Regions from separate parts of the Homo sapiens genome. Here regions 1, 2, 3, 4, 6 and 7 are each linked to region 5. Evidence: chromatin loops called from intact Hi-C (ENCODE). Cell type or tissue: GM12878. All regions are shown on one strand. Region 1 holds the start of LOC124906078 (a long non-coding RNA gene). Region 2 has its middle 140 kb from the start of CXCR4. Region 3 has its middle 210 kb from the start of CXCR4. Region 4 has its middle 120 kb from the start of CXCR4. Region 5 has its middle 14 kb from the start of CXCR4. Region 6 has its middle 62 kb from the start of CXCR4. Region 7 overlaps DARS1 (aspartyl-tRNA synthetase 1).

The links. Peaks named below come from ENCODE experiments on the same cell type or tissue, not always from the same donor. Only the 100,000 strongest peaks of a DNase experiment are listed, where the experiment ranks them.
Region 1: it touches region 5 in a loop (2.8-fold over the local background); 3 of 110 quality-filtered maps call a loop at or near these places.
Region 2: it touches region 5 in a loop (2.8-fold over the local background); 5 of 110 quality-filtered maps call a loop at or near these places.
Region 3: it touches region 5 in a loop (5-fold over the local background); 10 of 110 quality-filtered maps call a loop at or near these places.
Region 4: it touches region 5 in a loop (2.5-fold over the local background); 14 of 110 quality-filtered maps call a loop at or near these places.
Region 6: a loop joins it to region 5, with 6 times the contacts of the local background. A loop is called at or near these places in 4 of 110 quality-filtered maps.
Region 7: a loop joins it to region 5, with 4 times the contacts of the local background. A loop is called at or near these places in 9 of 110 quality-filtered maps.

The regions. Positions count from the first base shown.
Region 1 is chr2:135,930,670-135,934,669 of GRCh38, forward strand. It overlaps DARS1 (aspartyl-tRNA synthetase 1), which reads right to left. Exons shown (of 16, transcript NM_001349.4): 6 at 3,241-3,321; 7 at 2,114-2,173. It overlaps LOC124906078 (a long non-coding RNA gene), which reads right to left and starts at 2,109. Exons shown (of 2, transcript XR_007087246.1): 1 at 1-2,109. In GM12878, no CTCF peak of the experiment used is centred here; a DNase peak (open chromatin) is centred at 1,638.
Region 2 is chr2:136,254,317-136,258,316 of GRCh38, forward strand. No RefSeq gene overlaps it. Among named protein-coding and RNA genes, the nearest start is that of CXCR4, 140 kb to the left of the region's middle. In GM12878, a CTCF peak has its summit at 1,932; a DNase peak (open chromatin) is centred at 587.
Region 3 is chr2:136,325,513-136,329,512 of GRCh38, forward strand. It overlaps the pseudogene UBBP1. Among named protein-coding and RNA genes, the nearest start is that of CXCR4, 210 kb to the left of the region's middle. RefSeq lists an enhancer at 1,806-1,935. In GM12878, no CTCF peak of the experiment used is centred here; DNase peaks (open chromatin) are centred at 614 and 1,819; H3K4me3 peaks cover 817 bases.
Region 4 is chr2:136,237,070-136,241,069 of GRCh38, forward strand. No RefSeq gene overlaps it. Among named protein-coding and RNA genes, the nearest start is that of CXCR4, 120 kb to the left of the region's middle. RefSeq lists an enhancer at 2,100-2,169. In GM12878, no CTCF peak of the experiment used is centred here; a DNase peak (open chromatin) is centred at 1,972; H3K27ac peaks cover 321 bases.
Region 5 is chr2:136,129,966-136,133,965 of GRCh38, forward strand. No RefSeq gene overlaps it. Among named protein-coding and RNA genes, the nearest start is that of CXCR4, 14 kb to the left of the region's middle. In GM12878, no CTCF peak of the experiment used is centred here; a DNase peak (open chromatin) is centred at 2,406; H3K4me3 peaks cover 990 bases; H3K27ac peaks cover 359 bases.
Region 6 is chr2:136,054,028-136,058,027 of GRCh38, forward strand. No RefSeq gene overlaps it. Among named protein-coding and RNA genes, the nearest start is that of CXCR4, 62 kb to the right of the region's middle. In GM12878, no CTCF peak of the experiment used is centred here; DNase peaks (open chromatin) are centred at 2,434, 3,174 and 3,543; H3K4me3 peaks cover 833 bases; H3K27ac peaks cover 1,972 bases.
Region 7 is chr2:135,914,074-135,918,073 of GRCh38, forward strand. DARS1 (aspartyl-tRNA synthetase 1) reads right to left here. Exons shown (of 16, transcript NM_001349.4): 11 at 2,153-2,299; 12 at 396-438. Among named protein-coding and RNA genes, the nearest start is that of MCM6, 40 kb to the left of the region's middle. In GM12878, a CTCF peak has its summit at 2,355 (motif pointing right); a DNase peak (open chromatin) is centred at 2,340.

The sequences.
Region 1 (4,000 bases), 200 kb before region 5:
GAAATAGACTAATTTTGAACCAACGAATCCATTTGTATTTGGGAAAAGTACTTAAACAATGATTCTCAAGAGGGAAGACTAACATTTACTCCTAGGACAACCTTCACCTGTACCTAAGAGTGAGGTGAAATAAAGGGGACAATTCTGATCTAAAGGGAACTCTCCTGAATAGATTCTGAGAAAACCCTCCTAACAACCTGCTAACCTATGAGGATGAAGCTAATTTGCCGTGCCAATCTGGAATATGAGTTATGTGAGTGCTATGTATGAAAAGGGTGCCAAAGACATTTTAATTCACTTTTCTAGGAATGAAAATTGCTTTAACCTTCTTGGGGGCTGGAAGGTGAAGTATTTTTAATCAGGGCACCTGCCTGTAAAGTTCAGAGAGAAAACCATTCATATACGAGAAAAAAGTCAGGCTACACTAGAACCTGACGGAGGATATATCTTAGAACGTTTGTATTATAGAAGAAGAATGGCAATTTTGCCTTTTATTTCCAAATTCTTTAGCCCTTGACTTTGCTGAGAGTCTATGAAAGAGCTAGTTGGGGACTAAATTAGATAGTAGTTTATTTTTTATTTGTTGAGACAGGATCTTGCTCTGTTGCCCAGACTGGAGTGCAGTGGTACAAACATAGCTCACTGCAGACTCAACCTCCTGGGCTCAAGCAATCCTCCTGCTTCAGCCTCCTGAGTAGCTGGGACCACAGATGCATGCCATCATACTTGGCTAATTTTTAAATTTTTTAAGGAGACAGGGGTCTTGCCATGTTGCCCAGGCTGGTTTTAAACTCGTGTGCTCAAGCATTCTTCCCACCTCAGGCTCCCAAAGTGTTGGGATTACAGGTGTGAGACACTGCACCAAACCAAGACAGTAGTTTAGAAGGAAACGAAGGTGCTTAAAAACTTAAAGTTACTAATGTACACAACATCTCCCAAAATGTAAAGTCAAAGTAAGAGTTAAGCATGTGAACGCTTGCAAGGGCCAAATAACATGAATGAATGAAATGAATGATATTTGCTGGGTGGTGCAGGGCAAAGCAAAAGACAGTGTAAGAATCCTGTATATGTCCTATCTAGCATGCTAGCTCATGTTCCAGATTCTCCTCTTTTTAAGAAGTGCCATCCAGATTTTAATGTGAAAACCCATTTTTCAATGGTGGCAATGAATTTAAACAAAACAATACAACCCAAAACCCAAAAACTCCTCAGGTCAAATTCTAGAGGCACAAACCAATAATAACTTGTGTGAACAACTAGCAAGGGCAAATAAATAAAGAATGATGTCTCACTCCTGTGGCCAACATACATGAAAAACCTGAGGTTTCTAGGTAGTATCAAGAGGACTTTGGATTACTGCTTGCTTTTCATATACAAATTAAAATGGAAAAGGTAGAAGACAAAAAGCAAATAATTAGGAATAACATGAGTATATAATAAGGGTAGACTCACATGATGGTAGAATAGCCAAGAAGAACTCTTAAGGTGACAAAAAATTTGAGCTTGAGTAGAATATTTAAGTAAAAAAGGAAGATGTGGTCAAAATATTAAGAAAGATGCAATGGTTTTACTACAACAATGATGAAACCACTAAACTCTCTTTCACTTGCAACCAAACCAGAAAGGGAAACAGAAGACCCATGAGACTACTGCATAAACCACCAGAGCCAACTGCTTCTATATTTTTAATTTGGTGCTCCAATCAAATTCAAAGGATTGAAGCATTAATTACTCATCTCCACCTGGTTGATCTCAAATGTGCATGTAATTTTTTTCATAACTTTGTAGTGATATTAAAGGTTATGTTTCTACTTGCTGAATAACTTGTCTAAAAAAGATATCACCTGGAAGCAAGATCATTTACTGGCTTCAAATTCATTTGTCATTTTAAAACAAAGAAAGTCAATATCCTGTTAACTAGTATTTAACCGCTCCTGTTGCCTGCAATTCTTTTTAGGGGAAGGGTCAGTCAGAAAAGGAAATTGTTTCCTGTATTATCATACTTACAGTCAGGCAAATACCATTTAGCTTTATAAGCCTGAGACAGGTATGGTATCCCTGCCCCTCTCTAATGCGGCATAATTGCTTCACTTAATAAATAAATGAGGCATACCCTAAGATCAATGACTCTGTTGTCTAATCTTGTATCCTGGTTAACAGTAGCTCTTCCTTCCTAAAAAAAAAAAAAAAGAAAAGAAAAAAATAAATTTTACTAATATTTTGAAGAGCACAAAAAATACTTTTAGAAGCCATGTTTACTTTTAATTGAGTAGGATGTGTGTACGTTAATATTATGCCCGAAAATCAGATAATGGTAGAAACACAAAGTGCGGCCAGAGAGAAGTTAGCGTTAAAAGAGAGATGGAAAGAAGACAAAGAATGAACAGATATTAATGGTTCTTTCCCTCCTCCACCCCTCAAAGCCTTGCCTCATTATTGGGATATAAGAAAAATTAACCACCCACTTCTTCATTGATTCCTGGATTTAACCTGCTAGCCCAAGGTTGAAGGAACAGATAAAAGCTGACATAGAGTAGTGGTTCTGAAAATGTGGTCTGGGGAGCAGTGAAGGTCCCTGAGACTTTCCAGAAGTTGATGAAGTCAAACTTACTTTTTCATAATAATACTTTTTGTTTTTCACTCTTCATGAGTATACTGAGCAGTCTGCTAAAGATTCTATGATGTGTATTATCACAATAGAATGAATGCAGAGGCAATATGAGAATCTAGTTGTCTATTAAGCCAGAAATCACAAAGAATTGTGGTTATATAAACAGAATGTCATCCGAAGGATGAGGGAGCTGAGTGGTTAAGGCAATGGACTGCTAAATACAATGTCACTCTTAACAATAATTATTTTTTGCTTTGGACAACTGTAATTTTTTCATAAAATGTTATTAGCTTCATTATTTACATAATACTACATATGCAAACATGTATGCAATGTATATATAATTTTTAATAAAGTAATAAATATTTAAAAATGTTTTAATTCCCAATACTGTAAATATTGATATATATACCAATAAAAACAAAAGCTTGTAGGGTTCTTAATTATTTTTAATAATGTAAAAGGCAACTCGATACCAAAAGGTTTGAGAATTGCTGATTTTAAGAGTAAGTTTAAATAACAATGGAGCTCAAAATCAATTCACAGACACCCTTAGTACATCAGGTTTTCAATGTTTTGCAAACTAAATATACAGCGGAAGCATAATATTTCATAAGTATAATTTTTACCTCTTCTCCTTCTGCCTCAGGCCGAACAGCATCATCCAGCTGCAGGGGCAGACGGGGTTCAGCCAAACTGATCACATAAATCTGTAAGTGAGAGATTACCAAAAATAGTAGAAAGCACACAAAATCTGCATCTTTTTCTTAAAAAACAATCTACAGTTGACTTAAGCATGAAGCAATGTTTGCATACATCTTTAATTGAAACTACTTGCTGAAATCAAACAAGATGATACAGGTTTTTTCACCTTGATGATTTGTTTAAAATGGGGATAATAATATTTTTTGCCTACCTCTATGGTTGTTAGAACAGTCAAATAAGGTAACATATATAAAAATTATTTGTAAATTTTAAGATGCCTACCAATGTAATAAGTAATGACTGGGGTGTAGGCACTGGCTTACGGTCTAGCTATGTCAAAAAAGCTATGGTTAGGGGTTGGTGCTGTGGCTGACACCTATAATCTCAGCACTTAGGGAGGCTGTGGTGGGTTAATCACTTGAACCCAGGAGTTCGAGACCAGGCTAAGCAACATGGTGAAACCCCGTCTCTACAAAAAACACAAAAATTAGCCAGGCATGGTGGCACGTGCCTAAAATCCCAGCTACTTGGGTGGCTGAGGCACAAGGATCACTTGAACCTGGGAGGCAGAGGTTGCAGTGAGCCAAGATCGCACCACTGCACTCCAGCCTGGGTGACAGTGAGACCCTGTCTCAAAAAAACAAAAACAGAAACAAAAACAAACATAAACACAAAAAAGCTATT
Region 2 (4,000 bases), 120 kb after region 5:
CTCCACCTCCCTCCCCCCACTCCAAAATCACCTACCAGGTAAGGTCTGGAGTTAGTTCAATTTTAGGCTAATCTCTCTGTCTCTTTCTTTTTTTTCTTTGAGACAGGGTCTCGCTCTGTCACACAGGCTAGAACATAGTGGCATGACCATAGCTCCATGTAACCTTGAACTCCTGGACTCAAGTCGTCCTCCCACTTCAGCCTGCTGAGTAGCTGGGACTACAGGCATGCACCACCATGCTCAGCTAATTTTTACATTTTTTAGTAGAGACAGGGTGTCATCACGTTGCTCAGGCTGGTCTCAAACTCCTGACCTCAAGAGATCCTCCTGCCTTGGCTTCCCAAAGTGCTGAGATTACAGACATGAGCTGCTGTGCCTGGCCTCTTTTATCTGAAATATTTTGGAAAGAGAAGACTCGAGATCTCTGGGACAGGGGAAGAACCTGCAGCTACAGGTTCTTTCTCAGTGTGATCTTAATGAGGTAGGGAGATGGAGTGATGTTGCGGTGACTGTAAGCTTGAATGCTTGATGGTCCTTGTCTTGCCTGTTCTCTGGTTATAGGTTCAGTTTTGTAGATCACTGGTTCTCAAACTTTACTGCATACAAGGTCCCCTGGGAGCTTTATACAATGGGGGAAAGTCCCAAGTACACCTTAAACTAATTGAGCCAGAATCTTCAGGAGTGTATCCTTGGCACCTGCACTTTTTAAAACTCCCCAGGTGATTCGAAACAAGCCAAGTTTGAGAACCAGTGCTATGCCTTGAAACATCAGGGAGGTGTTCTTAGGGCCTTGTGAAAAAGCAAACACCAAAGGTTTCATTATGTTAATATAACTTAAGAACTTAAAAAACTCAAGGGCTTGCTATTGGCCAAACACTGTGCCAAATGTTTTCTGTGGATTATCTAATGAAAACAACAAGTTGAGGTAGGTTATTTATTTCATAGAAGAGGAAACTGACCTTCAAATAAGTTAAGGAACTTGCTCAAGGTGATGCAGCAGAAATGTGATTTGACAGGGCCCTCACTTCAGAGGCTGCATCTGACATTGATGATATTTACTACGGTGGAAAATTACTTTTTCTGTTTGACACACACGTGCACACACACACACGTGTACACACACACAACTTAGGAATGTTTGTAATAATGTATTTCTAAAAAAGATCTTGCCCACCCATTTTTTTTTCAGTAGATTACCAGAAATGTGAATTATCAGGGCACTACAATTCTTGAGTTTGCTAATTATTAGCTTTTCACTGAGTATCATATTGAAGCAAGTGCAGCATCAGCATCTCCTGTTTGGATACAAAGGGTCAGTGATGAGAGCACTCACTAATTTTAAGAGACTTGGAAAGTTGATGAAATTTCTGATTTTTAAAGACAGTGTAATGATGTAATGGAAAGGATGGATGAGATCAGGTTTTCTTAGTTCTTCCACTTATGAGCTAGATAATTTTGAGCAAGTCACTTCCCCTTTCTGGGCTTCAGTTTCCTCATCTGAAAAATAAGGAAACCGAATCAAGGGTTTGTTAAAAGGCCTTTCACTCTAGATATGATCCAAAAGATAAATATTATCATGGCAGCCTTAGTATATCTGACTCTGAAGTCTCAGCACCTGTTGTCATTGACCCGTTTATTCGTGCCTGAGTAGCATATTTATAGGACTGACTTCCTCAAGCTTATGGTTAGTGATGTAACAGGGAACCAGTCTCCATTACACGATGGGCAAATCACTCAAGTAGCAACAGACGGTCCAGGAATGATTGGAAAAGGCACACTTTATTTTGTGATGAAAAATTTGTAGGTGGATTTTTAATTTCATATGGATGAAAGTGGAAATTCACAAAGTATATCCAAAGAAAGTCAACCTCGTGGCAGATTTCTGGATCCAGACTGGCAGTGTGGGGCCTGTCACTGCCACAGCGTGGAGAGGCTTGCAGCCAGGTGGAGCTCGTGGGTGAGGCCAGCTGTCTGTCAGAGGCTGGCTTTCACCCTCACGCATCTCAAGACCTGACTCAGGAGCTCTGCCTTGAGGTAAACATGGTCCTAGCTGATTGACAATCCTGCTAACTTACAGTGAGGGATCTTCCTTCTTTTGGAAAGGAAGGTTTACAACTGCTGTCAGGGAAGAAGCCTCTGCCCCAGTGCAGGGACGGTGGATTGGAAGTGAAAAGGTGGCCAGGTGAGCACAGGGTCAGGACAAAGGCCAGAGAACAACCCTGGAGTTCCTCAGACTGTGTTGTGGATATTGACTGCCCAGTGACTTTTCCCACTGAGCACCCCAGTTCCCTTTTAGGGATCTTTCTCTCTCCCATCATGTTCAGGCTTTGGGAGATTGGTTGGTGCAATATGTACCCTCCTCTGTTAAAGGTTGAAGGCTCCTCCTAACAGAGCCTTCCTCTGAGAAGTAGGCATGTGACCTCAGCTTAACCCATCATACTCTCTCCCAGAACTTTGTGTCTTGAATGCTGGAAGTATGGTTGGAGTTTATTTATGCTGGGGAGAGCACCCAGGTGAAGCTGAGCAATAGCTTCTGTGACAAAGACCTTCAGGTTTTCATCTATTCTGAACCTGGTTTCCAGTCCCTGTATTGATCCTCTGTGGTTTTCCATACTACTCCATCCAACAGAGCATCCCCCTACCCGCTATTCCCAACTGTTTTCTTGAAATAGTCCAGAGTCAGTTGCTGAGTTTGCAGCCATAAACCTTGGCAGATGCAGGTCTCGGTTAGACCCTCACAGAGGGTACGCTCCCCTACTGCTGTGGCTTCTGTCCACCCAGTTGTCTCTCTTTCCCCTGGAAGTCATGGGTAAACACAGCCAACCTCTGATCCTGCGTTTTCACTTTTTCTGTGTGCTCACTCTCTGTTTCTACAGAACTTCTCCAGGCCGTATACAAAACAGCTGATTTGTTCTCCATTGGTTAAATCCAATTTCATTTCAATCCTGTCACCTTGAAACGAATCTGAGTTGTTCCCAAATTCTTTGGGCACACACTCACAGAAACTCTTTTAGGCTATGGTTTTCTTTCATTTAGTATAATAGCTAACTTCAGCCATTGTGCATGAGTTTTGCCAACCTAAATCTTCAAGAGCAACTAACTGCATTTCCAAGTTCTTGGAAGTCACCTCACTTCTATTCCTCATGTACCACTTAGATGTTTAAATCAATCTTGAAACGATTAATAGCCCTTTGGAAATTCTGTCTTCTATGATTCCCAACTGTGGGTAGCCTCCTTTCCTCAAGCTTGTGTTTTAACTCTTTATTATACTCTATCACCAGAATGACAAGGTGCTCTAGGGGATGCGAAAACATAAGAGGCAGGTTTCTTGCCTTTAAGAGTTGTAAATCTATTGGAGAGTTGAGATTTGTTCACATAAAATAATTATAGAAAACCTATGTCTTTGCCTTTGAGAAGCTCAATGGCTTATGACAATGGTTTTCAAACTGTTTCAAAGTCCTAGTTGTGTGACACCCACAAGGGGATATCTAGGAGGTGGGGAGGTGAGGAGGGAACCCACCTGCTGTTCTTCTGCAGAATTTCCTTGAAACACAGCTCCAGGACTAATAAGGGTTTGAGAACCACAGGATCCAATCTTTTGCTGGTGTACAAGCTCTTTCCTGACCTCCCCTCTGACTACAGATCCAGACCCATGTCCTGCTGCCTGAAGCTCCAGGGGCCTCCTGGCTGTACTGGGGCCTCCATGCTCCCCTGCCCTTCTACATGCAGCTGTCTCTGCTTTGTGTGCATCACATACCAACCATACCAAACCATGACTATAAACTCCTCGAAGGCACATATTGATTGAATTAAGGGCTGAATTTTGCAGTGCCATCTGTAAGAGTTATCAGAACTTAGAGATGAGGAAGATAATTACTGACTGGGGTGGTCTGGAAAGACTTCCTAAAAAAAGTCAGACTGTATTAGGCCTTTGGGAAATGTGGCATTCAGATTCATAGAAAGGAAGAAGGAAAATGTCTCAGGCATGGAAAGCATTGCT
Region 3 (4,000 bases), 200 kb after region 5:
ACACCTTTAACCAGAAAATATTCCCTCTGGGTCCTTTTCCTTTACATTCCATGAGTTGGAGAAGGGAAGGAATTAGTGTAGTAGTTGAATGAATGGCTGAATGAAATGATACAGTTGATAGTGTAAGACTCTACAAGCAGCAAAAGTCTTGACTATAAAAGATACTTCCTTAAAACTGAGAAGAAGATATTCATTTTTGTCCCCCACTCCCCGGATTTTCATCTCTTAGCCATTCTCCGCATTCCTCCAAAATGTGTCCTGTTTGGCAGGATCTCATGCTCTACTTTCTTGTTCTACATTTTCTGGAGTCTAAGCCTACCTTCTCTTCTCTCATTCTTCATTCCTCTATCCACCCATCTATCCTGTCATCTACCCATCCAACCGTCCATTTGTGAGAAATAAAATTTAAAAGCTGTTGGAACCCAAAAAACACTTTGAGAGATGTGAGTGTGATTTGAGTCACATAGAGTTGCTATTTTTGTTTCTCAGATTATAGATTAACTATTTTTCTTATTTTTCTTGTTCTCTATCATGGCTAGAGGCAATTAAATGACCTCAAGGACAAAAACCTCCTGCCTTCTAAATTAATGACCATTGTTACAGACTAACTTCCCCTGTGTTGTGTTGCTTTGCTTAGACCAGATGACAGACAGCCCATGACTATTACACCCTCTGTAAAAGGTGACAAATGCACCCTTTACAAAAAGAAACTGCCTATAACCAATCAAGTTGCTGTAACTATGTGACAACTTTATGAAAAATGCTGTAATCCTGCTAAAAACTCCTCTGTCTCTGTCTATATAAATGAAACCTTAACTTCTGTATTTTAAACTCTGACTCCATTTCTTTGGAATTGGTGTTTCCGGGTAGGCCATCCTCAAACTGCACTTGAATAAACTCTTTGAAAGTTGGGGTTCCGGCTGGGCATGGTGGCTCAAGCCTGTAATCCCAGCATTTTGGGAGGCTCAGGCAGGTGGATCACCTGAGGTCAGCCTGACCAACATAGCGAATCTCCGTTTCTACTAAAAATACAAAAAATTAGCCAGGCGTGGTGGCAGGTGCCTATGATCCCAGCTACTCGGGAGGCTGAGGCAGGAGAATCACCTGAACCTGGGAAGCGGAGGTTGCAGTGAGCCGAGATCAAGCCATTGCACTCCATCCTGGGTGACAAGAGCGAAACTCCTTCTCAAAAACAAACAAACAAACAAACAAACAAACAAACAAAAAACAGAGAAAGTTTGGATTCCAACAGCTTTTAAATTTTGTTTTTCACAAATGGGTGGTTCTGACTCTTTAGATTATTTTATAATATTTTATTATAGGTTGACACATCCATCCATCCTCCCATCCATCTATCCATCCATCCATCCAACCAAACATTCAGGTAAACTAATGTAAACCAGAGTGTTATTGGCTTTAAAAATCATAACATTACATTGTTCCCAGTTGAGAGAATTTCTGGCATAATAACAGACTAAAGGGGTAGATATTGAGGGAGAACACAGAGTGGGTTTAACTATCTTATGTTCTCTACTTAATCAATAGCTGGTTAACTTAAATCTGTTATGCCAGGATAAAAACAAATTTGAAGATGGTTCTGCTCAGTCCACAGTCACTTCTGCCTAGTTGCTATCATTATAGAATGTGAAATAAACTGCAGCTGTGGCCACAAAGTCCCTTTTGCTGAGGCTGGGAGGGCCCAGGTTGCAGCAGATGCGGAGGCCTCTGCCAGGCACCTGCCCTGGTCTTGCTGCTGACCTCCTTGCAGGGTTTCGGTGGTGGGGCTCCTCCTGTGGTCAGGTCACTGGGATTTCGAATACGATCTGTCCTGTCATCACTTTCACTTTGATTAGCTTCATTCTGAAGAACTTTCGACAGCATTCGCAAACATGGGTCGGCATGAGAAAACCAGTTCCTCTGTATAGGACTGATTTAATCTCTTTGTATAGAGGCTGATCTTGGGAAAAAATACACTCCTGTTTACGTCAAACATACAGGACGCGTCAGCCCACAGCCACTCTCAATGCTTCCTGGGTTTTCTTGGTGGGGGCCCCTCTGCATCGCTGGGACAGTGAGTGAAGAGATTGGCCCTGATGTGTCAGTCCCTGCTGGGCTTGGTGCTGTTGTCTCTGGGTGTAATCAAACAATCTGTATCTTAGTGGGACATCCTGCTTGCTCTGTGTGACTCAGAGCTCTCAGGCAGCTGGTTGAAGCTTTGTTTATAGTAGTGCCACCCACTCACTCCACACCCCCGACTCCCTATAAACTACTCCACAGGTGGCCAGACTTTTGGTGCAAATAAAAGTTTGTCAACTGTTGCACCCTTTCTCCTGTCTTTTTTTTTTTTTAACTTATCTAAACAAAATTAAGCTGTGGGGAGTTCATTAATAAAAGGTTTCTTTTACAACATTATTGGCACTCTGCAAGGCGCTTTGGAGGAGAGTGGGAAGATCAATATTACCTAGAGTAAAATAGCAGGGCAGATATTACTCAAGGGAAATCGGTTCTTAATAAGAGAGAGAATATGGATTTCTATCCGGGCAGTCAGTTTGAATATGATGAAACAGTGTGTTAGAGTCGGCGGTCTAGTAATTATCTGAGAAGTCTTAGAGACTATAAATGTGTGTGTGTGTTATAAAAGAACAAACCAAAAAACCTCTCAGCCAAAGCTTTTCAGAAATAAAAAGCAAGTATTTCCACAGATGACCAGACACCAAAAAATTAGAACAATGTGAATCCATTAAATGACAAAAGTGCAGAGCATCACACAGAAATGGTGTGATGACTTCCTGCGTTTGCCTCTGGGAGGGAGGCAGAGAACAGGGAGAAAATGCAGGCTTCTAGATGGGACCGCTAATGAGAAGCCATTCCTCTTCTTTAAGCCTGGGTCTTTTACTTGTCTCTTGGACGCTTCGTGAACATGTGAAAACGGGCAGAAAGCGCAGTGGAATGGTACTGAGAGCACACCAATTTAATGGGGTGCAGGTTACTCTCCATCCTTGTCATGTGAGCCAATTAACCTTCCGGCTGTTGAAATGCAACTGGCAGTTAATTGGGCCATTGTTGAGAACAGTGCAGAGGCCTTAGTACCATTTGCAAATTGCTGAGATAGGAATCTCTGGATGGCTCCTGGGATGAGGGCAAACCAGTTCAGCTGCAGCTATGGTGGAACCTTGGCTCTTAGGCCCAAGGAGTTTCCAGGTGACCCCTGGAAGTCCCAGTGCATTGCAGTCTTAGCACATTGCTCGAGAAGGTGAGGGAGAAGAAGAGAGAAATGAAAGAAAATTTCCAGATGAAGAAAAGACAGGAAAGACAGAGGAAGAAAGGAGGGAGGGAGATTGAATAAAAGAAAGAGGGAGAAGGTGAAGAAGGAAAGAGAGAGAGAGAATATATATAACGCTTTTAGGTGTTACCTTTGATCAGGGCGATTGACCAAGGTCAGCTTTCTTCAACGTGTATTCAGAGGAGGGCTCATGTCCTATAAGGTATTCATTGGTGTTTTACGGGGGAAATTTTTAAAAAGTGGGGCAGGGAAATCCACTGGTCCCACCCATTTGGGAAGTGTTTGGTTCAGCAGGTTTCTCTGGTGTAGCTCCTCTCAGAGCCTTTCGTAAACTGGAGTGCATTATGGAGCTCCAAGATGGGGCCATAGTATACAATTTCTCCTTACATTATTTTATTGAGATATTGTTTATTCAAGGACAAGCAGTCTGAGAAATGGAGTTTTTGAAATAATGATCCAGGCCTTTCCTGCAACACTGAGCTGTTTCTTTCCTTTTCTTTTTTAACCATGCAACAAAACCTTTATTAGCATTTTGAACAGGTTCAGCTATTACTGAAACTTGTAATTTCTAAACTTAAGTTGGGGCAAATGGCTATACGGCAGAGTAATGCCATCACTGGGCACTGCGAATGCAAGACTGGAGAATTAACAGCCACCCCTCAGGTGCAGGACCAGGTGCAGGGTTGACTCTTTCTGGATGTTGTAGTCAGAAAGAGT
Region 4 (4,000 bases), 110 kb after region 5:
GAGGTGCTTGCTTTCCTCTGGGGCTGCTAACTTGGTAGGGTATAAAGTTGGAGCTGCTGGTAGATTATCTACATGAATAAATAAGAAGAGCTTGCCCAGAGAATAAAGTAAAACCAAGAGGCAGAGGGAGAGAGACATGTTCCTGAAGACAGTGTTTGAGCACCTGGGTACCTGAATGTGGATCGTTTAAAAAATTACACAAGCCAAATTAATAAGCTTTTTTGTCTGAACCATTTTGAGCTGGTGTTTTTGTCACTTACAGCCTAAATAATTTTGGATAATAAAAAGTTCATCAAAAAGGTGTACAATTAAATTTAGGAACTTTGAGGTTGCAGTGCTGTGATCCCACCACTGCACTCCAGCCTGGGTGACAGAGCAAGACACAGTCTCAAAAAAATTTTTTTAAAGGAACTTGTATTTTCCTGAGGACTGTGCCTTCACATATTGTCTGTGGTACTAGCAGTCTACCACCTACCCAGGGACCACAGAAATCTTGGGTGGCAGAAACGGGCAGTACTTTTACATCTCCGATACCTGTGGCTTTTGGCCACCTCGATTTTAGAGAAGAGAGTCATAGGTAATGTTTAGTTGAAGAACTTTCCTCAACCAATATTTTCCAGATAACTTATATTTTTCTTACTTGTTTTCTGTAATATTGAAAAAGTGTCCAGGCAAATACTGACCCTCTGGGCTATATAGAAAAGGTATAGAAATCATTCACTGGAATGTAAAGTTGAGTGTATTCTGAGCTTTAATGGATCTGAAACATTTCAGGAGAATATCACGAAGTTCTGGAATCATCATTTCAGCATAGGACCTTAGAGTCCTGTTCTGGTTGAACCTCTTTATCCCAGAGGAGAAAAGATTCAGAGAGACAAAGAAGTTTCGCTTAAGGCTCATGGTGAATATAGTTGCAGACAATCAGTACAAATGAAGAGGAGAGAGGGTCCTGCTGAATACCTCATAAAGACCAGAAACTAGACCCTTTGCTTACTGTATTATAACTCTTTGAACAGATTCCCAGCTGAAACCATCAGAAGAGATGATTGGACTCACTGCTGAAACATCCAGCAGTGTGGCCTAGCTTCAGGTAAAGATGGATCCAGGAGTTTGGAATCAAATCCTAAAGACAAAGTCTCTTTTTTTTCTCTGTGTTAATTGTGCTGCTTTCCTTTGTGTTGGTTTTAATTCCCCAGCAGGTTCTGTCCACATGGTAGCTTCTGGCAGCTGTTAAGATTTTGTGCTACCAGATTAGTAATTCCAGTTGATGAACAGCTTATATTTCCCAATAGTTCCAGCAGAATCTCAGGAGTCATGTTTGTGGGCTCCAAAAGGGTAACTCCTGAATCAGTCAGTATGACCAGGGGTTTGCTGTCAGCATCATGGGCCAACTCAAATCAGCTGAGTGGAGACTGAGAGTAGGGGAGGGGTGGGCAAGGTGAACATGCTGTTACCTGGAGGAGGAATCATTGCCAGAAACACTAGAGGGCCACTACTCTTACGATGGGCAAGGAGGAGGTGGGGTGGGGGAGGGCCAGAGATTTTCTTTCAGGAGCTAAATCCCAGGGCTTAGTAATGGTATTTGGCCTTAAGCCTGCAAATGGCACTTTCATCCAGCAATATAAGCCCTGAAGTTTTTCTCAGCTGCAGAGAAGAGGTTTCCAGGAGGGTGTCAGTTTGGCCCTTGCTGGTGGCCTGGCCTCTGCTAAACATCTCGGCCGTGCTCCTCCATTTTCTGGCCGTGATAAGGCACCCCGCCAAGCATATCTCAGACAAATATCTGTATTGTTTGTGGTGTGATTGTGACTTCCTGTCTTCCAATTTAGTTTTCTGCCTTACTTTTCACTGTCTGGGTCATTTGATACTACATCTGGCACTTCCTGTTTTTTAAGACTCTGACTCTAGTCATCTGACTGTAGAAAACAGAGGTCAACTTCTTCATAAGTGATGCCAGCTTTAGTCACTTGTTTTGGTATACTAGTTGAGATTTGCGTAAGGAAAATTGTCAGGTGTCTGCTGGTTTTCTTAGCCTCAGACACTTCCCTATTTATAAGTTTTTGTTTTTCAGACATTGGGACTTTCTCCCCCTTGTGTGGATGTGGTGGGAGTGGGTGATCTCTGCCCTGTCCCTACAAATAATTCAACGGTGGTTCTCTCTCTCTTAAGGAGAACTACCAGTCCCGTAGATGCAGCTCTAGAATGAGGGTGCTTTGGGCATAACAGGCTCAGCCATCCTTCTGGTGTCTCGCCCTGTCTCCTTTCCCATCCTTGGGTTCACTTCTCTCCCTTTTTCTCTTCACTTCAAAAGTGGTTAGCTCCAGTTAAATACCTGGAGTTGGGACAGCAGAAAAGCTGCTAAATGCAGATTTGCTTTTTCTCACTAAAGAAAGAGGAACATTTTAGTCACTAATTTTCACTTCATTTAACCTTTCTTTCCACAGAATGGCCTGACTTTTGCTGGAAGGGGACAAAGCCCTAAGACATTTATATCCATGAGTAGAACATTTATGATATCACTTACACAGCTTCCTGGCCTGAGCTTTTCCAGACTTAGCTTATATTTTAGTCAAAGTAGAGGGATGGATTTAAGGAATTGTCTAAGATAAGTGAGAAGAGAGGACATTTGTCCTACCTAAAGGCAATGGCAGCTTGTGGGTGTGGCGGGGGGAATCTATAAAAAACATCGAAACAGGCTGGGCATGGTAGCTCACGCCTGTAATCTGAGCACTTTGGGAGGCCAAGGTGGGCGGATCACCTGAGGTCAGGATTTTAAGACCAGCTTGGCCAACATGGTGAAACCCCATCTCTACTATACAAAAATTGGCCAGGCATGGTGGTGGGTGCCTGTAATCCCAGCTACTCGGGAGGCTGAGACAGGAGAATGGCGTGAACCCCGGAGGCAGAGGTTGCAGTGAGCTGAGATCGCTCCACTGCACTCCAGCCTGGGCGACAGAGCGAGACTCTGTCTCAAAAAAAAAAAAAAAGAAACAAACACTTGAGGCTTGACATTCTGCTCCTTCTCCATGTGAGGTCTTCACTGAGCAAAAGCAATGGTTAGCTGTGGCAGCTGTGAAGAATCAGAGCATGGCTGTGGGTATGTTCCACCAGCATCTCCAAGGCTGTAGCTGGACTTCACAAAGGCTCAGTTTCCAGATGAGCTGCCTCTGACTGCCCTACTTCCCAGGGGCATGGGAGGTGAAGGCCAAATCTCCTCTCCTCTTCTCTCCTACTTTCACCTCAAGCAGTGGGACCACTGGAGCTGTGGAAATGTCTAGGCCTCCAGTGTTTCTGCCAATAGGGTCACAAGAGCAAGGAAAATCTCTTGTCTCTGAATTCTCCCTTCACTTGTCTTACCTGGGTGATGATGGAGGGGCATGTTGGAAGTCTGTCTGGCTAATTGTGTAAGAGTGTGTGTGTGTGTGCACGTGCACACACATACATGTGAGACACACATGCTCAGCAACATCCCAGCTCAGGCCTTCATATTCCTCAGTTAGAACTACAGAATTAAGTGCTTACCTTACCCATTGAAAGAGAGGCAATACTGCTCAGTGTCATGACTTAAAACAAGGGAAAAACCAACCAAATCCCAAACCAAACAAAAACTCCCTTGTTTTGTTGTAATGCTTTAAATGACCTCATTTCTTCTCCAAAGCCACCTCATGAGGTTGGAAGGACAGGCATCATGGATGGATGGGAGGTTTTAGATGGGGAGAGGGAAGGAACCCACCTGTCAGTGGGCTTCCACATCCAGCGTCAGTTTAGAAGGCCTGCATTTCATTTTTAGTTGACAAAAGAAACCAAACTGGCCAGGCGCGGTGGCTCACACCTGTAATCCCAGCACTTTGGGAGGCTGAGGTGGGTGGATCATGAGGTCAGGAGATTGAGACCATCCTGGCTAACACGGTAAAACCCTGTCTCTACTAAAAATACAAAAAAAAAAAAAATTAGTCAGGCTTGGTGGCGGGCACCTGTAGTCCCAGCTACTCAGGAGGCTGAG
Region 5 (4,000 bases):
AAAGAAATCAGTATGTGGGTATCAGTTAGTGCTGGGGACTTTTTTCTATGGGAAGAAAGGCAGAAGGAAAGAAGCAAGTGTCACAAGAAGCTTAAATACGAGTTCAAATCAACATCTGTGATGTAATAATAGTTCCAATACAATCATGTGTAACTTTTATGGTTAAAGATGAATTACACAGAAAATAAGGAGTTGATAGTGTCCCCCATCAGACCAATAGTATCAGAATGAGCAGGGTTGGGGCTCAGTAGTTCAGATGAGAAACAAGTTGTTCCAACCCAATGTGCCCTGGGAAAGTTTTGCAGGAGAGATGGACTCTGAAGCTGAGCTTTACGGCAGTCCACATTACCACTACAGCACCCACTTCCTGGTTGGGCACATTGTTGGAATGTCATACCAAGGCACCCGAAGTTTAAATAATTTCAGGACTCCTTAACTGCAAATATAATTTTTAGCAGAACATTGAAAATAACTTGCTCTAGACTTATGCCTTTATCTGTAAATTTTATCACAGTCGTTCTTAAGGAAAATAGGCACCCTTTGCTTCCAGACCTTTGGTCCCTTATAACTGTTGCTTTGCCAAGTGTCCTGGTCTACTTTTGAGTGTCCAACTTTGGTTCTTAGAGTGCAGTTCCAAGCTGGCCCTAAATATAACTTGTTATTATATGTAGGTTCTCAGAGTGTGGCTCCATTCTTCACATCTTAGCTGAAATTCCAGGCTTCCTTCACCTCCTCCTTCTTTCTCACATCAGTGAGTCATCATATGCTGGTTCTCCAAGATCTCTTCTATCCATTAGCAGCCTTGCAATTCCCACCACTGTGTGGCTAGCCCAGACTTTTAAAACTTTCCACCTGAGCTATCCAAATAGATTTCCGCCTGGTCTTTACACCTCAGCTTTCTCCTTCTCATCCATTTGTTTGTTTTCAGACCCATTTTCTCTTTCCTTCTTGGCCTCAGATTATGTTTCTGGCCCTTCGGTTACTTACCAGTGGCTCATCTCAAACATGCTCTTCCACAGTTGGGTTTTTGGGTGATTTACTGGAAAGGGGAATGTGGGGGGTAAGGTGAGCTCATCACTGACCTTTGACTCTGTCAGGTGGTGCAGGCTGGTTCTCAATCTGTGAGCAGTGGACCCCAAGGGAAGTTATTGTGAAGGGTCTAAATACCCCCAAGTGCCAAATCTTCCTGTAGATTGAATATATAATGTGCTACAATTTTTGAAATGCATGTGGATGCTATTGTGATTCATAAAATATGGAATTGGTTTGGAAGTGTCTTGAATTCATAGGAGTTTTGTGTGTGTGTGTGTGTGTGTGTGTGTGTGTGTGTGTGTGTGTGTGTTTAAGAATGTTGTTTGGGCCGGGCACGGTGGCTCATGCTTGTAATCCCAGCACTCTGGGGGGCTGAGGTGGGTGGATCACCTGAGGTCAGGAGTTTGAGACCAGCCTGGCCAACATGGTGAAACGCCATCTCTACTAAAAATACAAAAAATAGCTGGGTGTGGTGGCAGGCGCCTGTAATCCCAGTTACCCAGTAGGCCGAGGCACGAGATTCGCTTGAACCTGGGACACGGAGGTTGCAGTGAATCAAGATTGCACTACTGCATTCCAGCCTGGGTGAGAGAGTAAGACCCTGTCTCAAAAAAAAAAAAAAGAAAAAAAAAAGCCAAAAACGAATGTTGTTCGTCAACAGACATTACCACACTACCAGCACGATTGGCTTTCATCTGGTGGTTCATGAAACTTTGTGGTTGTTAAAAGTGATCTTCATGTTCCGCAGAGGAAAGGCAGCCCTAAAGGGAATACAGTTTTTGTCTGGTGCCCAGAGCCTATCTACCCCTACTTGGGCTGCCAGAGAGTGGAGCTTGGGACACGACCAGTGTGGAATAGGATGGAAAAAATATTTCTCTGTACACTGATCACCACACTGCTTGCAGCAGGGAGCTATCAACCGAGAACCAACTACATAAGGGGGTTGTTATTTGTGGAGGAGCTTTCAGGTCCTCTAAACCTACCTCCCACTCTCGGCAGGAATCCCTTATAGAACCTCCCTGTGGGATGAACGTTAGCTTGGCCCTGATCCCTGCATTAACAGGTAGCGCTGTTTACTATAAAGTAAATTCAGATTCCAGGACCTCCACCTTGGTTGTTTCTGATTTGGCAGGGTTGGGGCGGGGCTTTGAGCATTCGCCTTTTCAAATAATGCTCGAGGTGATTCTGATGTCAGCCAGAGTTGAGAGAGAAGATTGTTATGAAAGGACACAAATACCTCATCACGGTGCTTTTTGTTTGTGAAGTGCTCACTAAGGCGTGAACAGCGTCATGGTGGGGCTCCTGCAGGCTTTATATTTATACCCCGTTTCTTATTTCTCACACCCACTCTGGTAGATAGATCCCTATTTCAAAAATGAGTGAATTAGGGTTCAGGGAAGTGAAACCTGTGTGCCGGCTGGGGACTGACAGTTGGAACCCCAATGTACAAATGAAACCAGGGAACAGTGGGTGTGACGAGCACTTGAGGAGCGACAGAGAGTTATGACCTCGAACCCACAAGTGAGACTGCAAACACAAGTAGGTGGGAGCCCAGCGGCAGGAGACTGACACTGCTGGAATCAGGGAGGGGGCAGTGCTGTTTAAGAGCTTCTGACACACTCAGTTCCTCCCTTCATCCTAAGAGACCTGGGCTCACTAGCAGAGGGGCTTTGGCAAGTTACTTGATGGATTAGGGCCTCAGTTTCTTCATCTGTGAAGTGGAGATAATAATAGTGCCTGCCTCCTGCTGCAAGTCTAGTCATCAGTATCATCAACATTGGTGGTACACCTGCTGGGTACCAGTCCTGGGGTGGGCGTGCTCCTCTCTAGAAGATAAAAGCCCATATAGAGACTATGGTGGAAGGAGCAGGACAAGAGAATCAGAAGCTCACCTCATTCTTAATGTGAAGAGACATTAAGATCAGGAAAGCCAGATGCTTGATGTTCTCTCTCATACCCATAGCAGATGGGTGCCTCACTGGGTTCCCCCAGAAGCTGATGGTGAGCAGGGGGGTGGCAGCCACTTTTATTTTCTCTTTTCTTTTCTTGTCTTCTTTTCTTTTCTTGGATCTTACTCTGTCACCCAGGCTAGAGTGCAGTAGTGTGAGTATGGCTTATTGCAGCCTTTAACTCCTGGGCTCAAGCAACCCTCCTGTCTCATCCTCCTAAGTAGGTGGGACTACAGGTGTGTGCCACCATGCCCAGCTAATTTTTGTTGTAGAGATGGGGTCTCACTCTATTGCCCAGGCTGGTCTTGAACTCCTGGCCTCAAGCAATCCTCCTGCCTCAGTCTCCCAAAGTGCTGTGATTGCAGGTGTGAGCCACTGCACTCAGCCAGCAGCCACCCATTTCTTACAGCTGCTCCAGTGTGAGGGGGTAACAAAAGGCTGCTTTCAAGGCAGCAGCCCAGCCCCCATGTTTCCTGCCTGGTCCCTGAGGAGTGCACAAGTGATCAGGAGAGATTCTTCTTTTGGTCACAGGGATCTTAATGATCACTGGGACTTGGGCTGTTTAAGATGTCACTTAGAAGTTCAAATCTACTTCCAGATGGCTTCCAAGCGAGGGATGGCCTCTACAGTGAGGCCAATCATGTGGTATATTCTTACCTAAGTGGGCCTTGCTGCCCTGCACAATGGCATCTCGGCCCATGGGCCAGCCTCGTAAGGTCTTTAAACCTATGACCACCAGGTGATCTTCTCTGGGGAGCAGCAGAACTTCCATGAGTCTGTCCAGGGATCTTATTTAGAGATGAGTCATACTTTTCTACGCTGTCAGCTCTAGGTTGAAGTAGAATGTACCAGCAACAGACTAGGATGACCTCGCAGCTAGCTGTCCATAGGAATACACCTCTTCTTTCTTCCAACCTCTCAGTTTCCTGGCGTTTCCTCTAAGTTAATGTCTTGCTAGAATGGTTTGAGTTGACATTAACTGTCTGCTATGTTTTATGCAGCACATGGCCACCTACCAA
Region 6 (4,000 bases), 76 kb before region 5:
CTTATGAACCTCAAGCTTGTAAGTAATAGCTATCTTTTGTAAATAAGTTCTAGCTGTGTGCTAAGTACTTTATGACACCTGAGAGAAACTCAACTCATGATGATGACAGGGATGGTGAAAGTTGCTACATTAATTGAGTGCCTACTGTGTGCCAACAAGTGATTATATCCAGCATTATTTCTAACTGTTTCAATGTTAATATGAAGAAAGCATTATTAGCTTCATTTAACAGATAAAGAAATTGAGACTACTGAGACTCAGCAACGCTGGGGAGTAACACTGGCATTTGAACTCAGGTCTGCCAGACCTCTTCCACCATGCTAGGCTGAAAGGCTTTTCTGCTGATGGCTTTTGCAAAAATCATTCATGTACACTAGGAGGCCTAGGTGTGCAAAGCTATAAGATAAGCCATCTGAATGAAAGCTCCATTTTAGTAAAAAAGAAAACACTAGAAGAAGGGGGACATGAATAATAATAGCAAACACTTGTAAAGTCCCCCTTTGTATGAGATACTGCTCTAAGTGCTTTGTGACTACGAACACATTTAAAGTTGATGACAACTTTATGGGATAGGTGCTTTCATGGTTACCCTGGGCTTCCAGATTAAGAAACAGAGACAAAGAGAGGTTATGCAGCTTGCTCAAGGTCACCCAGCTAGTAAGTGGTAGAGCTGGGATTTGATCTCAGTAAATTTGGCTCCAGAGTCCATGTTATTAACCCCCTCACTCTGCTACCTTTGTCTTATGCTTAATTCCTATTATCAGGTAGGAATCTAATGGCAGGTCCTGCTGAGCCACCTGTAAACCAGCACAAGAAGGCATTTGAAGATCCCTTACATGTCCATATTATTTCTTGCTTGGAGTGGAAGGAAGGAGTATTGCCCCGCCTGTGGCTGGAAGAAGGCTGAGTAGCCATACAGTTCCAAAGCAACACCGTCTTCCTCTTCTGGGTGGGTTGGGTAGGGCACCATGATGATAACCTCTCTTTCTACATCCAGTCCCCTCCACATGCTCCCCTCCATAGCCTTAAAACAGGAAATAACCAGCACCCCAGTGATTTTTGTGGTGGTGGTTACTAGGTATACATAAGTATAAGATATTATCTCTAACCTTTAGGCGTTCATTGGCCAGTCACTGAAAGAAAGGAAAAAAAGAAAAAGAAAAAAGGAAAGAAAGGAAGAGAAAAATAGAAGGAAAGAAAGAAAGGAGAGAAGGAAAGAAGAAAGGAAGAAAGGGAGAAAAGAAGAAAAGAAGAAAGAAAGGCCAGGCACAGTGGTTCATGCCTATAATCTCAACACTTTGGGAGGCTGAAGTGGGAAGATCACTTGAGTCCAGGAGTTCGAGACCAGCTGAGGCAACATAGGAAGATCACAGAGTCTCTATAAAAAATATTTAAAAATTAGCTGGGTATGGTGGCACACATAGTAGTCCCAGCTACTTGGGAGGCTGAGGCAAGAGGATTGCTTAAGCCTAGGAGGTCAAGGCTGCAGTAAGCCATGATTGTACCACTGCATTCCAGCCTGAGTGACAGAGTACAACCCCATCTCAAAAAAAAAAAAAAAAGAAAAAAAAAAAATAGAAGAAGAAGGAAGGAAATGAAATAATTACACAGCATTAAGGCCAATGTGATGAAGAACCAATGTGGGCTATAATTGCCCAGGAGGGCTTCCCTGGAGATGTGGGGTTAATCTGAGCCATGAAGAATGATTATGGGTTGGCCAGGCCAGTTGGGGAGGGAAGGATGGCCAGAGGTAGAATGAAAGGGAGAGGACAGAGAGGCGCCATGGCTGAAGGGACACCATCCTTCCTTCCTCTCCCGCTGCATCCATATGACTTGTGTCCTGCTGCTGCTGAGTGCCAGTGGGTAAATACCTTCTCTAGAGCCCCAGCCCCTCCTTCGGCTCAAAAAGGTGAGTAACTAACATACTTCTTTGTGAAAAATGGGCGATCTAGACCTTATGAAACATTAATTTTCTAGTGTGTTCTCTATGAAGAAATGAAAACTCTGTATTTGAAGAAAGTCAAGGAAGTAGCTACAATACAGCCAAGCATTAACACAATGCCTGGATGGTTAGAAGTCTCAGGCTATTTAAAGACCCAGTAATTAACATAGTGCAATAACATAAAATAGGAAGGGCTACAGTTTACTCTGCACACAAGAACTCTTGGCAGCCACATGATTCCTTCACAAAAATACAATGACCAGTAAGTTCTGCAGATGAGTTTTCTCATCTATAAAATGGGTATAGTAACTGTATCCACCTCACTAGGTTGTTGTAAAGATTAAATGAGTTAATATACACAAAGTGCTTAGACCAACCCCTGCTGACTTATACACTGAGAAATGTTCTTAGGACAAGATGCTAGTTAGCTACAGAAGTGACACAGACCACATGTGAAGTGTGTGTTGTAAGTGGTAAATTTCAGAAATGGGTCCCAGAGGGGCAGATTCTTTTCCGAGGCATAACGGGTGATATGTAGGAGAAGACATGCTAAAGCTCCATTTCTTTTCGGTTGTAAAATGAGTCACCTTTTCTAAGAAGTGTTACATAAACCAGGTTTGGTTCATTTGAGCACGGTGTGGTATATAAGAAATAGAATTTGCTTTATTTTAAACCGTTTTTTTTTAACCAATTGGTAGTTGTTTAACAAAGCTTTTTAATATTTGATGTGAAGCAAAAACCAATGAAAGTCTATAAAAAATAATCCCAATATGATGACTCAGTAGCTCTCATTCTATTTGAAAGTGATCTGCACTTGGCAGGGGGTGGTGGGGGGAATGAAATCAGAAGGATTACAAGGGAGCTTCAATTAGATCTGTAACATCTTATTTTTTAAAATAAAAGAGAGCAAAAAGGCATAATACTAACATTTATTTAATCTGGGCACTATTAGATTATTTCCTTTGCTATTCTGCATGTTTGAAAAATTTTATTTTTCATCTAAAGAAATGTAGCCTTCAGCTCATTTTCCTCTCACCATATAGCTAACTTTACACTATATTCCTGCTCCCTACCCCCACTTTGGTTCCACAGATCTCTTCATCCCTTCTAGAAACAGTAGAATGTTTTGCATCTGTCTCTTTGGGGATTTCCACTTCAGCCTGACCAGTTTCGGTAAATGCTAACTCCATTTTTCCTTTCATCTCAGCCAGCACACTTTGTAGCGACTATTCACAGGTCTTCTGAGGGTGATATATCTGCGCCCCAGTGTCACAGCAGACACAAAATCTAGTAAAAATGAAATTTCAAGGGTGGCCTTGATCAGTATGAGTGTCAACACTAGGGACAGCAGTGGATAAGTGTGGGTAGAAGCATTGAGGGAGTGAGACAAAGGTGGAGATGAGGAAAATGTCACAAAAGGGCAGAGGCTGACAGTGGGGGCACTTGGCAGCCAGTTTCAGGTCTACCCCTGTTGCCTCGGAGATGGGAAGGCAAGTAGGAGGCAATGTGTTGATTGTATAAGAGCTTGTCAGATGACTTGTTAGCCCAGCTGGCCATCTACCTGATGCTGACTTGGGTCAACATGCAACTAGAACTTGGTTTCTGTAGAGGAATAAGGTCCCCTGAGTTGCAAGACTGTAGGAATAGCTCTACCGTGCTGGCAAATCTGTAACTAGCAATGAGTCCAGTGGGTCCTACCAAATGCTTATCGACTAATTAGATGACTGATTTAGTCTGTTTTGTACAGCTACAAAAGAAATACCACAGATTGGGTGATTCATAATGAATAGATATTTATTGGCTTTTGGTTCTAGGGGCTGAAAATTCCATTATTGAGGGGCTGGCATCCGGTAAGGGCCTTCTTGCTGCATTATCCATGGTGAAAGGGCAAAGAGAGGGAGGCAGTGAGGGAGGGAAGGATAGAGAGAGAAAGAAAGAGGAAGATGTGCAAAATAGAGCTGAACTTCTCCTTTTATAAGGAACCTACTCCCATGACAATGGCACTAATTCATTCAGGAGGGCAGAGCCCTCATGGCCTAATCCCCTCTTAAAGCACCC
Region 7 (4,000 bases), 220 kb before region 5:
TAGCTATTACATAAGAGGGAGAGAGGAACCTCATTCATCTTGAAGTCTCATGAGACAGCAGGGGTACACAGGGAAGACCATTTCTAAATAATTTTCAAATAACTTGGAGGTCATTTCCAACTAATCCGACATAGGTATCACTTTTAGAGACACCTCAGAACAACTTCGTAAAAATATTAAATACTGAGTTAATCAGATCATCTGGGAGAAAGGCAGGCTGTCTGAATATTTCTCAATTTTCTAAGAAAAAAATTTTTTTAATGTTGTCCTTCTTCGGTTTTTATTTATTCCAGAATCATACCATTCTAGGAAGCTCAGACCCCTCTGCAATTGTTTTTAGTCCCAAGAGACATTTCAGAATTAGAAAAAGAAATCCAGCATATAAAGAGTCCTACCTTTTCCTTTACCAAATGACCCAACAGCTTTTCATTTGGTGTGCTGAAAAAGAAACGTGAAATCAGTGTTTGAAGATCAAATGGCAACTTAAAAACATTAATAAGGAACTTCTTCTATTTGAGTTTCTCAAGGGATTACAAAATTTGGCCAGAACACGCAGTTGTCTATTCTGCTCTTTTCTTAAAAGGCAAGTACTACTGAAAATCACTTATGAGTATACCTTGGTACAGTGACTCAGTGCTTAGTAGATGCTGCTCAAATATTTAATTAAAGCAATAAACAGAATATAGCAATTCATTGATTCAGAAATATCATGGATGAAGTAATTTCCTACAATTACACATAATAAAAGTTCGCTATACTAATATGGGCTAGTCTTGCCATGAAATAATCTTCCCTTTTTGGTACTCTTTATCAATGGTTTATGAAATAAAAATTAGTATTATCCAAGGTTTTAAAAGTGTTTATATAAACACGTTACATTTCTATGGCCAAGAGGTAGCTACTTCAGCTTCTATCTTATGTAAAAACAATTTCTAAAATACTTAAAAAAATACTACCTAAGCTTATAGGATTTTCATCTTGCCTTAAAATGTCATCTAGCAATGTAGGCAATATTTAAAGCCATATATATATATTTTTTTTTGTTAAACAAAAATAAAGGGTTTTGGGTGAATTGTTTTTTGAGAAACCCTAAAAAGTGACAATAATCATTTCCTTTCCCTCCTAAATACACATGTATTGTGATGGTTTAAAGGAATCATTCAAGGAAGTCTTGAATAAAATATAAGTAGATAGAAATTACCTTTACATGTTTTGTTTATTTATTTTTTACAGACAGGCTTTCACTCTGTCACCCAGGCTGGAGTACAGTGGCATGATCATGGGTTACTACAGCCTTGATACTCCTGGGCACAAGTGATCCAATTGCCTCAGCCTCTGGAGTAGTTGGGACTACAGGTGTGTGCCACCATGTTCAGCTAAATTTTAAATTTTTTTGTACAGACAGCATCTCTCTGTGTTGTCCAGGCTGGTCCCGAAATCCTGGCTCATATGATCCTCCTACCTTGGCTTCTCAAAGTACTGGGATTACAGGCATGAGCCACCATGCCCAGCCTCAATCTTTATTAAACTACATAATTTGTTTCAAAATTATAAGTCGTATGATCTAAATTTAGATAATACTATACTAAATACTATATATAATATAGTATGTATGACACTATATAAACAATATTGACTTTTATAACTTTTGGATGTTAACAGTTTATACCCCGATCCTGTGTGGGGATGGATTTAGACTGCTGTCTACCTTCTCTAATACCACTAATCTGGAAAGAGAAGTAACATATTAGAAGATAAAATCACAGGCAAAACTCTCTATACTCTTTAAAGAGTTACAAACATGAGGGGAAAATAATGGAAAATGGTGTTTATAAACAAAATTATGAAAACTTAGGCAAACTATAGTAAACACTTTTATTTCAGATCACACATTATATAAAAGAGCATCATACTGTATACCAAAGTTAATAAAATGTAAGTGTATCAGGTGAAAAAAATCATTTATTAATATTTTCATTTTTTCTTATCTTAAACCAAATTACCAAGGTTTTAAAAATCACAAAGACAACTTGGAGGACGGGTCAATAGGTGCAGCAAACCACCATGGCACATGTATACCTATGTAACAAACCTGCACGTTCTGCACATGGATCCTGGAACTTAAAGTAAAAAAAAAGCCACAAAGACAAACCTCAGATCGTCTTCATCTCCCATTTCGACTCCAGCTTCCCTAAGCATAGCCAATGCTTCACAATATTCTAGTCTTAGAGTTGGCTCCAAAAATTTGAATGGCTCACATGGGAACTGTTTATTCACTGTTTGAATTTCAGTCTGAAACCTATTTGCAGAATGATTTAGTTAATAAAATGTATGAGATAAATGTTTCCCCCACAAGAGGTCACTGTGGCAATATACAAAAATCAATCTTTGAATCAGTATATACACCAGGAAAAGCATTATCAAATTATTAAAGAATGAAATTTAAATACTTAAAATATTTAACACCATTTTTCAATCTCGTTTTTGTAACCACAGTAACATCAAAGGATTAAAAATTTTCTTTATAATTCATATCAGTTAATATGGTTAGAAATATAAAATGCCCATTTTATGAAGCATTACAAAAATCTGACTTTTTAATCCTTTAACAATTCTTGTTATCACTGAGGAAGACCAAATTAATGAGTATTTGTCTTATCTTCCCCCATCAGTATTACACTGTATGTTCAGGGGAGTGCCAGTTTCTTTCCCATTTTGATAATCTCTATAGTACAATGCCTACCCTATATATATAGAAGGTACAGGACAATGTTTACTGCACTGAGCTGAATTTCTGCTATGGAAGATGATATTTTATTGAGATTTAAAAGGTCTATTTTTGACCGGGTGCAGTGGCTCACACCTGTAATCCCAGCACTTTGGGAGGAGGATCACTTGAGGTCGGGAGTTTAAGACCAGTCTGGCCAACATGGTGAAACCCCATCTCTACTAAAACTACAAAAATTATTTGGGTGTGGTCGGGAGGCTGAGGCAGGAGAATTGTTTGGGCCTGAGAGGTGAAGGCTGCAGCGAGCCAAGATCGGCCATTGCCCTCCAGCCTGGGCGACAGAGCAAGACTCGTCTCAAAAAAAAGAAAAAGAAAAAGAAAAAAATGTCTATTTTTGCTGGAGTATTTATGTATTAAATGATGGCTGGGATTTGCTTCAAAATAATAGTGAATGAGGGAAATGGGTAAACACAATTGGCCACAGGTTGACAAGGACTGAAACTGGTTGATGAGTTCATGGGGGCTCATTAGACTATTGCACATCCTTTTGTATGTGTTTGAAATTTTTCCATAATTAACAGACTTGAAAAAAGTATGTTTATATTCTATATACAGAAAAAAGTATGTTTGTATTTTATATATAGAATTCTTTACCTAGAATTTACATTCTATTTTTATTTTTTTTAATTTCTGAGACAGGGTCCCACTCTGTTGCTCAGGCTGGAGCGCAGTGGTGCAATCTTGGCTCACCACAACCTCGGCCTTCTGGGCTTAATCGATCCTCCCACCTGAAGCCTCCTGAGTAGCTGGGACTACAGGTATGTGCCACTATGACCGGCTAATTTTTTGTTACTTTTTGCAGAGATGGGATTTCACCATGTTGCCCAGGCTGGTCTTGAACTCCTAGGCTCAAGCAATCTGCCCGTCTCGGCCTCCCAAAGTGTTAGGATTACAGATGTGCACCATGCCCGGCCTAGAATTTATATTCTCGAAATTAAAACACTATCATTTCTTGATTGGTCTTACAGGCTTTCGTGGGAATAATAAAGCTTAGCCATTGATTTATTAAAATCTTGATGTAAGAAGGGTTAAAAAGACCCCATAATTGATTTTTTTAAATTTGTTTTTTATTTTTTTAGACGGAGTCTTGCTCTGTTGCCCAGGCTGGAGTGCAGTGGAGCTGTCTCGGCTCTCTGCAACCTCTGCCTGCTGGGTTCAAGCAATTCTCCTGCCTCAGCCTCCCAAGTAGCTGGGACTACAAGCGTGTGCCAC